Regions from separate parts of the Homo sapiens genome. Here region 1 is linked to region 2. The links are chromatin contacts, found by Hi-C or POLR2A ChIA-PET in ENCODE. All regions are on one chromosome and are shown on one strand. The core of a region is the stretch at or near the end of the contact, and the rest is flanking DNA. Distances in the headings are between cores, read along the strand shown.

Region 1 (5,544 bases), core at 1-2,500, 170 kb after region 2:
ATATATATATATATATATATATATATATATTTTTTTTTTTTTTTTTTTTTTTTTGAGACAGAGTCTTGCTCTGTCCCCCAGGCTGGAGTGCAGTTGCACGATCTCGGCTCACTGCAACCTCTGCCTCTGGTGTTCGATCAATTCTCTGCCTCAGTCTCCCGAGTAGCTGGCATTACAGATGCCAGCCACCATGCCTGGCTAATTTTTGTATTTTTAGTAGAGATGGGGTTTCACCATGTTGGCCAGGCTTGTTTCGCACTCCTGACCTCAGGTGATCCACTTGCCTCGGCCTCCCAATGTGCTGGGGATTACAGGTGTGAGCCACCATGTCTGGCCAGAACTCTATAAAATATTTGAAGAGACTTATAGAACTCTGTAAAATACTTGAAGAGATTTATTCTGAGCCAAATACGAGTGACCATGGCCCATGACAAGTCCTGAGAACGTGTGCCGAAGGTGGTCAGGGCACGGCTTGGTTTTATACATTTTAGAGAGGCAGGAGACTTCAATCAAATACATTTAAGAAATGCATTGCAGCCAGGCACGGTGGCTCACGCCTGTAATCCCAGCATTCTAGGAGGCTGAGGCAGGCGGATCACAAGGTCAAGAGATCGAGACCATCCTGGCCAACATGGTGAAACCCCGTCTCTACTAAAAATACAAAAATTAGCTGGGCGTGGTGGGGCACACCTGTAATCCCACCTACTCGGGAGGCTGAGGCAGGAGAATTGCTTGAACCCAAGAGGCAGAGGTTGTTGTGAGCTGAGATCCTGCCACTGCACTCCAGCCTGGCTGACAGAGTTAGACTCCATGTCAAGAAAAATTAAAAAAATTAAAAACTTGCATCATATTTAAAACTCTTAACCCTGTACACACTGAGTTTGCAACCAGTATTCCCTCCCTTTGCTTCTTTCAAGGGTGTTTAGCTTATAAATGGCAACACAGCAAACCATTTTACATATAAGAACATGCAGAGCAATTCTGACACTAAGTGAGTCTGTGTCTCAGTGACTGATTAACCCTGATTGATTTGATTGATTAACCCTTAGTAACTTTACATAACAGCATCTTATCTTGCTGAGACTGAGAGAAGTTTCTTGCATCATCTCATAATCTTAAGAGAGATGGTATTGGCAGATCACAGTTCAAAACCAGTCTTCCCACAGACCTCCAAAACCTTTGTCTAGGAGAACATGGGAAGGTACACATACAGCCACATCAAATCTCAGTGGGGATAAAGCTGGCATGGACACTGCGGGGGCCTGCACACTGCTACCCCAGTGGGGCCTCCCAGTCATTGAGGGAGAAGTGGGGCCGGCATGGGGAGGGCAGAGAGAGCAAGGAGGAGGGGGAGAGGTCATGCTCTGGAAGATGGGTGTGTGCTCTCTTTTCCGGCTACTGTTTTCAGTGTGGTAAGCAAATCCCTTCAGCTGAATGCCCTGGAGAGGAAGCCCAGTGCTTCCTGTTGTCTTACCAACGCTGTAAAATGCAAGTTAGAAATAAAGCAAAAAGGGGGAAAGGGGAAAAAAATGGGAAGCTCTCCTGGCTAGATCGGAACGCCAGCCTTTAGGAGGAAACTCAGCTCACTTCTTTTCCCCGGAGATGCAGAGGAAGAGGCACACCTCACATGTGAGTTGTTTCTCAAATCAATCAGGATTCAGAAAATAATCTCTCTATATAAAAAGGGCATTTTTGGCCGGGCTCGGTGGCTCAAGCCTGTAACCCTTGCACTTTGGGAGGCTGAGGTGGGAGGATCACCTGAGGTCAAGAGTTTGAGACCAGCCTGGCCAACATGGTGAAACCCCATCTCTACTAAAAACACAAAAATCAGCCGAGTGTGGTGGTGCACACCTGTGGTCCCAGCTACTCGGGAGGCTGAGGCAGGATAATCGCTGGAACTCGGGAGGCAGAGGTTGTAGTGATCAGAGATCGCACCACTGCACTCCAGCCTGAGTGACAGAGCAAGATTCTGTCTCAAAAAAAAAAAAAAAAAAAAGAAAGAAAGAAAGAAAAAGAAAAAGAAAAGACAAGAAAAACAGCAGAATAAACAACAGAGTTGAAAGTCCTAAAAGGATGACTAAGGAGATATGTGTATGAGATACAGCCAAAGAAATACACCCACCCCCTGTTTAATGCCCTCAAAATCCTTCCATTCTGTGAGAATCTACCCCAAGGGTTTGTAGTGTTGGAAAGAATCATTTAAATATCAGATTTTGTTTGATTGCTTTGCTGCTCTGAGCATCTTAGCTGCCTATGAGATACTTCATGAGATGTAGCAGAAACATCCTGGCCCCCAGGGTAGAGTACACAGGCAGTCCTGACAGGTCACCCGGTATTCATATACTTATTTATTTATATCACCATCATTAATATACATACATTCATTTATTTTTAACATTACCATACAGCTTACCACTTACGAAAATAGCCTCTCTTTGGCTGGCATTTCACTGACAAACTTTTTTCTTCTATTTTCAAAAAGCCAATATAGCTCCATTCAAATTTTATTTGGCCATTTGCCTTCCCCACACCCCCTTCTTAGATAATGTCTTTGAGAAATCTGTGCGAAGGACTGTGTTTAAACCGTCTTCTGCTAATGACACCTCTCCTGAAATTTTCAGATTATACAAGAAACTTCTCTTAAAAGTTTCAAGCGAACCCTGACTTTCTTGATCTAGATTTCTTGAACAATATCATCTTCCTCTACTGCCTGTGTTTCACTTTGTAGAACATCCTTCCTCTGAAAGAGCGATAACAACAACAAAAATTCCACTTTGATCGTAACAGTCGATTAGAAAAGGAAATGCCCTTCAATTCTCTAACTTTTCAAAAATGTCACATGCTTTCGGCCGGGTGCAGTGGCTCACGCCTGTAATCCCAGCACTTTGGGAGGCTGAGACGGGCGGATCACGAGGTCAGGAGATCGAGACCATCCTGGCTAACATGGTGAAACCCCGTCCCTACTAAAAAATACAAAAAATTAGCCGGGCGTGGTGGTGGATGCCTGTAATCCCAGCTACTCGGGAGGCTGAAGCAGGAGAATGGCGTGAACCCGGGAGGCGGAGCTTGCAGTGAGCCGAGATCGCGCCACTGCGCTCCAGCCTGGGCGACAAAGTGAGACTCGTTTCTCAAAAAAAAAAAAAAAAAAAAAAAAAAAAAGTCATGCTTTCCTTTTGAATGCAAGTCAGTGTTGCCTCCCCAGCTCCGCTTCCTACAGTTGTCCTAACAGGAAACTAATTTTTCTTCTTTTATTTCTTTATGGCCACTGTCCTGATTTAATTTATTATTTTTAACTTTTGTGGGTACAGAAAAGTGTATTTATTTATGGGGTACATGAGATATTTTGATACGGGTACACAATGTATAATAATCACATCAGGGTAAATGGGGTACCCATTACCTCAAGCATTTATCTTTTCTTTGTGTTACAAACAATCCAAATATACTCCTTTAGGTATTTAAAAATATACAGTAAATTACTGTTGACTGTAGTCACTCTATTTTGCTATTAAATACTAGATTTTATTCATTCATTCTTTTTTTTCCCCTGAGACAGGGTCTCGCTCTGTCATCCAGGCTGAAGCACAGTGGCCGGATCTCGGCTCACTGCCTTCTCAACTTCCTCGGCTCAAATGATTCTCCCACCTCAGCCTCCTGGGTACTGGGATTACAGGCGTGCACCAGCACGCCCGGCTAATATTTTTTATTTATTTTTATTTTTTTCAAGACGAAGTCTCACTCTGTCGCCCAGGCTGGAGTGCAGTGGCTCAATCCGGACTCACTGCAACCTCCGCCTCCTGGGTTCAAGCGATTCCCCTGCCTCAGTCTCACGAGTAGCTGGGATTACAGGTGCCCGCCACCATGTCAGGCTCATTTTTGTATTTTTAGTAAAGAAAAGGTTTCACCATGTTGGCCAGGCTGGTCTTAAACTCCCAACCGCAGGCAATCTGCCCACCTCGGCCTCCCAAAGTGCTGGGATTACAGGCGTTAGCCACGGAGCCCGGCCATTTTTTAAATTTTTTGTAGAGATGGCGTCTCACTATGTTGCCCAGGATGGTCTTGAACTTCTAGGCTCAATCATTCTCCCAAATTGGCTTCCCACAGCGCTAGTAGCATAAGCCCCTGCACCCAGCCCATTGTTTCTTTTTCTCTCTTTTTTTTTTTTTTGAGACAGAGTTTTTCTCCTGTTGCTCAGGCTGGAAGGCAATGGCGCGATCTTGGCTCACTGCAACCACTGCCTCCCAGGTTCAAACGATTCTCCTGCCTCAGCCTCCCGAGTAGCTGGGATGACAGGCATGCGCCACCGTGCCTGGCTAATTTTGTATTTTTAGTAGAAATGGGGTTTCACCATGTTGGTCAGGCTGGTCTCAAATTCCTGACCTCATGTGATCAGCCCACCTCGGCTTCCCAAAGTGCTGGGATTGCAGGTGTGAGCCACCGCGCCTGCTCCATTGTTTGTAACTGTATTTTTGTACCCATTAACTATCCCAGTTCTCTCTGACCAATCACCCTTTCCAGCCTCTGGAAACCATCATTCTACTCTATATCTCCGGGGATTCAACTGTTTTACTATTTTTAGCTCCCACAAATAAATGAAAACGTGAAGTTTGTCTTTTTGTACTTGGCTTATTTGACTTAACACAATGACCTCCAGTTCCATCCATACTGTGGCAAATGACAGGATCTCATTCTTTTTCTTGGCTGAATAGTACTCCATTGTCTATATGGACCAGTTTCTTTATCCATTCATCTTTTGATGGATACTTAGGTTGCTTCCAAATCTTGGCTATTGTGAATAGTGCTGCAATAAACATGGGAGGGCAGGTATCTCTTCGATATACAGATTTCCTTTCTTTTGGGTATATACCTAGCAGTGGGATTGATGGATCAGATGCTAGCTCTATTTTTAGTTTTTGTTTGTGTGTTTTGAGACAGGGTCTCACCCTGTCGCCCAGGCTAGAGTGCAGTGGCATGAGCTCGGCTCCCTGCAGCCTGAAACTCCCGTGCTCAAGCGATCCTCTCACCTCAGCCTCCCAAGTAGGTGGGACTACAGGCATCCGCTACCATGCCCTGCTAATTTTTTGTATATTTTGTATATATATATGTATATGTATATGTATATATGTATATATAGAGAACGAGCGATGGAGTTTCGATCTTGTTTCCCTGGCTGGAGTGCAATGGCATGACCTCGGCTCATTGCAACCTCCGCCTCCCGAGTTCAAGTGATTCTCCTGCCTCAGCCTCCTGAGGAGCTGGGATTACAGGCATGCGCCACCCTGCCCGGCTAATTTTGTATTTTTAGTAGAGATGGGGTTTCACCACGTTGGTCAGGCTGGTCTTGAACTCCTGATCTCAGGTGATCCGCCCACCTCGGCCTCCCAAAGTGCTGGGATTACAGGCATGAGCCACTGCACTCGGCCCCAAATACTTTTTTTTAAAAGTTACGTTTAAAAATAAAAGAACTCTTTGCATAACGCATGTGTTCACAAATAAGAAAGTGGCATATATTAATTCAGTGGCTGAAATATAATTCTGCGTATG
Region 2 (5,253 bases), core at 201-2,700:
GGCTCAAGCCTGTAATCCCAGCATTTTGGCAGGCCGAGGCGGGCGGATCCCTTGAGGTCAGGAGTTTGAGATCAGCCTGGCCAACATGGTGAAATCCCGTCTCTACTAAAAAACAGAAAAATTCCCCGGGCGTGATGGTGCACGCGTGTAACCCCAGCTACTCGGGAGGCTGAGGCAGGAGAATCGCTTGAAACCGGGAGGCGGAGGTTGCAGGGAGCCGAGATCGCGCCACTGCACTCCAGCCTGGAGGACGGAGCGAGATCCTGTCTCAAAAAAAAAAAAAAGAAGGCTCCAGACGGGCAATTCTTTAATTTTTAACACAACAAACACCCATCGAACACAGCGCGGGCATTTTGACAATGGACAAAATCTTGCCCTTGACTTTATAATCCATCGACATTTGGGGACCCATAAACCCCCTAACCTCTGAGAACTATTTAGACAAATACTAGTCGGGTTTTTTGGTTTGTTTTTACTTTTTAAATGGAAAAGTGATGATTCACCTTTTCAAAGACTTGCGGCTTTTGGCCAACAAACACGCCATGGTTTACTCACCCACTTCCTCTGATTCTTGGCCAGACGCTCTAAGCTTGCACTCCCTGGGATAGTGTTTTTGAATTATCGTCCACAGTTCCACGTTGACGAGAGAATTTCTTCGGGTATGGTACCGAGTCCACGACGATACCCGGCGGCGACAGAAGGGACAGCATAAACTCGCCTTTTCGACGGTCGACTGGAAGCACGGTTTACACAGCGTGTGGTTACACGGGAGGGTGACGGGCTCCACGAGGATTTCCATGCAGATCCCGCACTGGCACTCGGACAGCGAGGGGATGGCGTCTTTGGGTAGAGCCATTTCAATATGTTAGTAAAGCCGACTAAACAACGACACCTGCACGAAAAAGAATCCTATTTTCGGCCAACCACAGAGAGAGCAAAAGCAGTTTTGTGTTTCAGTATTATGCCCAGAAGCGTATCAGAATTCGGAGAACAGGAGCATCCAACACGTCTTGAAGCAAAAAGGCGCTCTCAGGGTCAGGCAAACAGGAATACCCCGGAGGGCGGCGTCTTTGTCCATTTTCAAGGCAAACGTCCCGCCAGCAAATAAATGCAGGTTTTCGTCGGAGGAGCCTGGCTGCTCCGCGGCATGAACACCGCGGCTGCGGCTCCCGGGGCAGCGAGGGGAACGCGCCAAGTCCTCTCCTCCCCTCACCCGGAAAGGATGCTCCGCTCAGCTCGGGGCAGCCGGGCCCCGGGACGCGGCTCCGGGAGGAAGCCCGGGCTCCGGCTGCAGCATAACTTCCGCTTTACCGCTGCTGCGGGGGAGACGCGCGACTCCCGTGTTCACCTTTCGGGCGCCTGGCGCAGTTTCCCAGAGCTCCGCGCCCCCGTCCCTCCTACGCAGCCAGAAACCCTATTCGTTGCGGCAGCGCAGCAGCCACCGGACAAGCGCTAGCAACGTCACAACCGCCCGCCAAAATCGCACTTCCCACCCAGAAAACTGCCCAAGGGCGAACGTTCCCGGGGCGGGACTTCCGGGGTCTGCGCGCCGCCCGCCCTCCCTCCCAGCCGGAGACGGTCCCGCCCTGGCGTCGCAGCCCCGCCTAGTGCAGCCTGGGTGGAGCCTGACCTTTCCCTGAGATTTCTGCGAGGCCTCAGACACCCCTGGTTTCTTGGTTTCTGGGTAGAAAAAGGGAAACCTCAAAACAAAATCAACAGCCAAACAAGGCCGGGTGCGGTGGCTCACGCCTGTAATCCCAGCACTTCGGGAGGCCGAGGCGGGCGGATCACCTGAGGTCAGGAGTTCAAGACCAGCCTGGCCAACATGGTGAAACCCCCGTCCTTACTAAAAATACAAAAATTAGCTGGGCATTGTGACAAGCTCCTGCAATTCCAGCTACTCAGGAGGCTGAGACAGGAGAATCGCTAAACCTGGGAGGCAGAGGCTGCAGTGAGCCGAGATTGTGCCACTGCACTCCAGCCTGGGGGACAGAGCAAAATTCCACCTCAAAAAATACAAATAAATAAATAGATAAAAGAATTGGGGTCTCACTGTTTTATCCAGGCTGGACTACAACTCCAGGGTTCCAGGGATTCTTTCGCCTCAGCCTCTGGAGTAGCTGGGTCTAGAGCTTGCAACTCCATAGCCAGCTCCGGACCTGCATTTTTTGAGGGAATCAATCAGTGTGAAGGAAGAGAAAAGAAAATCACTGTGCGTGAAAGCAGCCTTTAAGTTGTTTTGAGGCTGCTGAGAGCATTCAGGCTGGGTAGGGGATGGTTTCCAGGTTGAGAACAACGAGGAGACATCGGTCGTTGGTAGAAGTCTTTGGGAACTTTCATTTCAATGTGGGTTCAGAAACCTGTTATTGTCTGTGATAGCTCACACCTGTAGTCCCAGCACTTTGGAAGGCCAAGGCGGGAAGATCAGTGGAGCCCAGGAGTTCAGGTCCAGCCTGGGCAACATAGTGAGACCCTGTCTCTACAAAAAATAAAAAAATTAACTCGGTGTGCTGGCTCACACTTATACTCTCAGCTACTCTGGTGGCTGAGGTGGGAGGATCACTTGAGCCCAGGAGGTCAAGGCTGCAGTGAACAGTGATCGTACCACTGCACCCCAGCCTGGGTGACAGGGCAAGACCCTGTCTCAAAAAAAAGAAAAAAAAAAGAAACCTGGGACTGTCATCTGGTTGTCTACAGTAACAGTACCTTAGCTTGGAATTTCAGGCTTGTTTTTTGTTCGTTTGTTTGTTTTTTTGAGATGGCTCCTCATTCTGTTGCCCAGGTTGGAGTGCAGTGGTTTGATCTCAGCTTACTGCAACCTCCACCTCCTGGGTTCAAGCGATTCTCATGCCTCAGCCTCCCGAGTAGCTGCAATTACAGGCGCGTGCCTTGTAATACCACGTGCATTGTAATACCACGCCTGGCAAATTTTTGTATTCTTAGTAGAGATGGGGTTTCACCATGTTGGCCATGCTGGTCTCGAACTCCTGACCTCAGGTGATCCACCGGCCTTGGCCTTCCAAAGTGCTGGGATTACAGGCGTGAGCCACTGCACCTGGCCTTCAGGCTTCCTAATATGTCCACAACCTGCTTTTCCCATCGAATCTCCCATTATTCTTTTAAACATGCAACTATGATTTATTCTCTGTCATCCAAACGTTTTGCTTTCATGACATTGCTTTCTCGGTTCATCCTAAATGGGTTGCTTTGTGGCTGTGCCTACTTCAAACACCAATTTAATGCAGTTGGGCCAGGCACGGTGGCTCATGCCTGTAATCCCAGCACTTTGGGAGGCCAAGGAGGGCGGATCACAAGGTCAGGAGTTCGAGACCAGCCTGACCAACATGTTGAAACTCAGTCTCTACTAAAAATACAAAAATTAGCTGGGCATGGTGGCAGGTGCCTGTAATCCCAGCTAGTCGGGAGGCTGAGGCAGAAGAATTGCTTGAACCCGGGAGGCAGAGGTTGCAGTGAGGCCAGATTGCACCACTGCACTCCAGCCTGGGTTGACAGAGCAAGACTCCGTCTCGAAAAAAAAAAAAATTAATTCACTTCTTCCAGAGTGCACTTTTATGTGCAATTTAATGCACTCCCCACCACCAGTAATGCCCCTTTTCTAAACTCACCCAGTCATATATTGCCCAGTGATACTGATTTTTATTGCAGTTTTACTATTGAACTCCTGTATTTTGATTTCTATCTTCAGGTGCTTATGTCTTGTGTAATGGATATATTTCATGTACTTCCTCAGATTTCCTTCACTTTGTTTGCTTTCTGTACCCATAATCACTTGCTCTTTTTGGGGCTCACCAGTTGCATTTCCGGAATCTCTGGCTTCTCCTGCCACTTCTGAACAATGCAGGAGCTGACTTCTCAGAGGCTGCTAGGGCCTCGGTAATGCATGCTGGGAGGGTGGGGGGGTCACTCCCCATGGAGTAACTTTCACCAATTGAAACCAGTGGACTGACCGAGCACAATACTTAAATTCCCTTTTCTTCTTCCTTCCAAGGATGGTTTCTCCAGTGTGTCTGGAGACAGGCAAGACTGAGGGAGTGTGCCTGCTGAAAAAGCTGCTGTGTCTCTTGTGGCTCATTTTCAAGGAGGGGACAGCAAGGTAACACATCACCATGTATTACTTCACATCCTTCTCTACCTAACTTCCTTCCAGCTTTCTTCACTCTGGCTGTCCTGAATTTGTACCTCCCAAATAAAGCATCGGCACTTAATCTTTACCTCGAGGGCAGGATCCACATTTTTAATGTTTCTGTTATCCACAGTACCTAGTACATGGCATTTGGTATTCGATAAATATTATAAATAAATGGTCAAGATGTAAGAATCTCCTTTCTGGTATAAATAACTATGGTACTTCATTAGAGAACAAATACACATTAAGATACAATTTATAGGATCTCATGATGTATATTTTAGGTGTTTTTGTTTTAATTTATGAAAATAGAGATGAGGTCTCACTATTGTTACAGCTCTTACTCCCGAATTTGATGAGTTCTGAGTTGTTGTCCCATGACTGAGAAGAATGAGGTACACGGACACTGGAGAGTGAGTAAGGCAAAGTAGAATTTATTGAGTGACAGAACGGCTCTTGGCAGTGAGAGGGGACCCGAAGGTGGGTTGCTGGCCACGAGCCTGAGTCTATGGGTTTTTGTGGGCTAGAAATGGGCAAGTGCATGCTGATTGGTCTGTGGCTATGCTTGACAAAGCACCATTCAGAAATAGGCACGATAGTGTAGAGGACCAATCGCGGAAGGGTAGGTATGTATAAAATAGGTGAAGGGTAAGGACCAATCAGGAGAGAGGGTGCCAGACGAGAATGGGAGCTCTCAGTCTGGCTCATGGATTTATCCAGAACTCATAGCTTGGTTTTCAGGCTTTAGACTGTCCTTGGCTTGAAGGTTGAGTTTCACCAGGGACCCCTCCCTGTCTGCCTAGGAATTTACCTGCCTCCTATTGCTATCACTGTGTTGCCCAGGCTGGTCTGAAACCCCTGAGCTCAAGTGATCCTCCTACCTTGGCCTCCTAAGGTGCTTGGATTATAGGCATGAGCCACCATGTCCGGCCTTGTTTATTTTTTAAATAGGTAATACATTCACATGGTTCAAAATTGAAAATGTAAAAAATGGATTAACAGTGAAAAGACTTCCTCTTGTCTTTGACCCCTAGCCTCTTAGCTTTCTTTCCTGACAACTAATGTTATCACTGTCTTGTGTATCTCTGCAGAAGAAGTTTATGGAT

The links. A loop is a pair of places that touch in the nucleus more often than their neighbours do. ChIA-PET counts read pairs that join two places held with the same protein, here RNA polymerase II (POLR2A). Pooled maps may share reads with other maps.
Region 1: a pooled map shows a loop between it and region 2 (1.9-fold over the local background). The contact joins the enhancer-like site here to the promoter of RNF168 in region 2. A Hi-C loop is called at or near these places in 1 of 37 single-sample maps with no recorded cell type and 7 of 50 pooled maps. POLR2A ChIA-PET finds 5 or more read pairs at or near these places in 3 of 52 experiments (A673, activated CD4-positive, alpha-beta T cell and activated naive CD8-positive, alpha-beta T cell).

What each region holds. Positions count from the first base shown.
Region 1 is chr3:196,669,146-196,674,689 of GRCh38, forward strand. No RefSeq gene overlaps it. Among named protein-coding and RNA genes, the nearest start is that of NRROS, 32 kb to the left of the region's middle. Within about 2 kb of position 1,251, at least 2 of the 41 ENCODE cell types and tissues checked have a DNase peak (open chromatin) inside an H3K27ac peak, as active enhancers do.
Region 2 is chr3:196,502,318-196,507,570 of GRCh38, forward strand. It overlaps RNF168 (ring finger protein 168), which reads right to left and starts at 1,451. Exons shown (of 6, transcript NM_152617.4): 1 at 556-1,451. The coding sequence starts at 856. SMCO1 (single-pass membrane protein with coiled-coil domains 1) reads right to left here. Exons shown (of 3, transcript NM_001077657.3): 3 at 4,562-5,253. It overlaps LOC105374307 (a long non-coding RNA gene), which reads left to right and starts at 3,035. Exons shown (of 3, transcript XR_924897.3): 1 at 3,035-3,894; 2 at 4,010-4,114; 3 at 4,485-4,575. RefSeq lists enhancers at 1-245, 246-929, 581-650, 691-780 and a silencer at 1,401-1,700.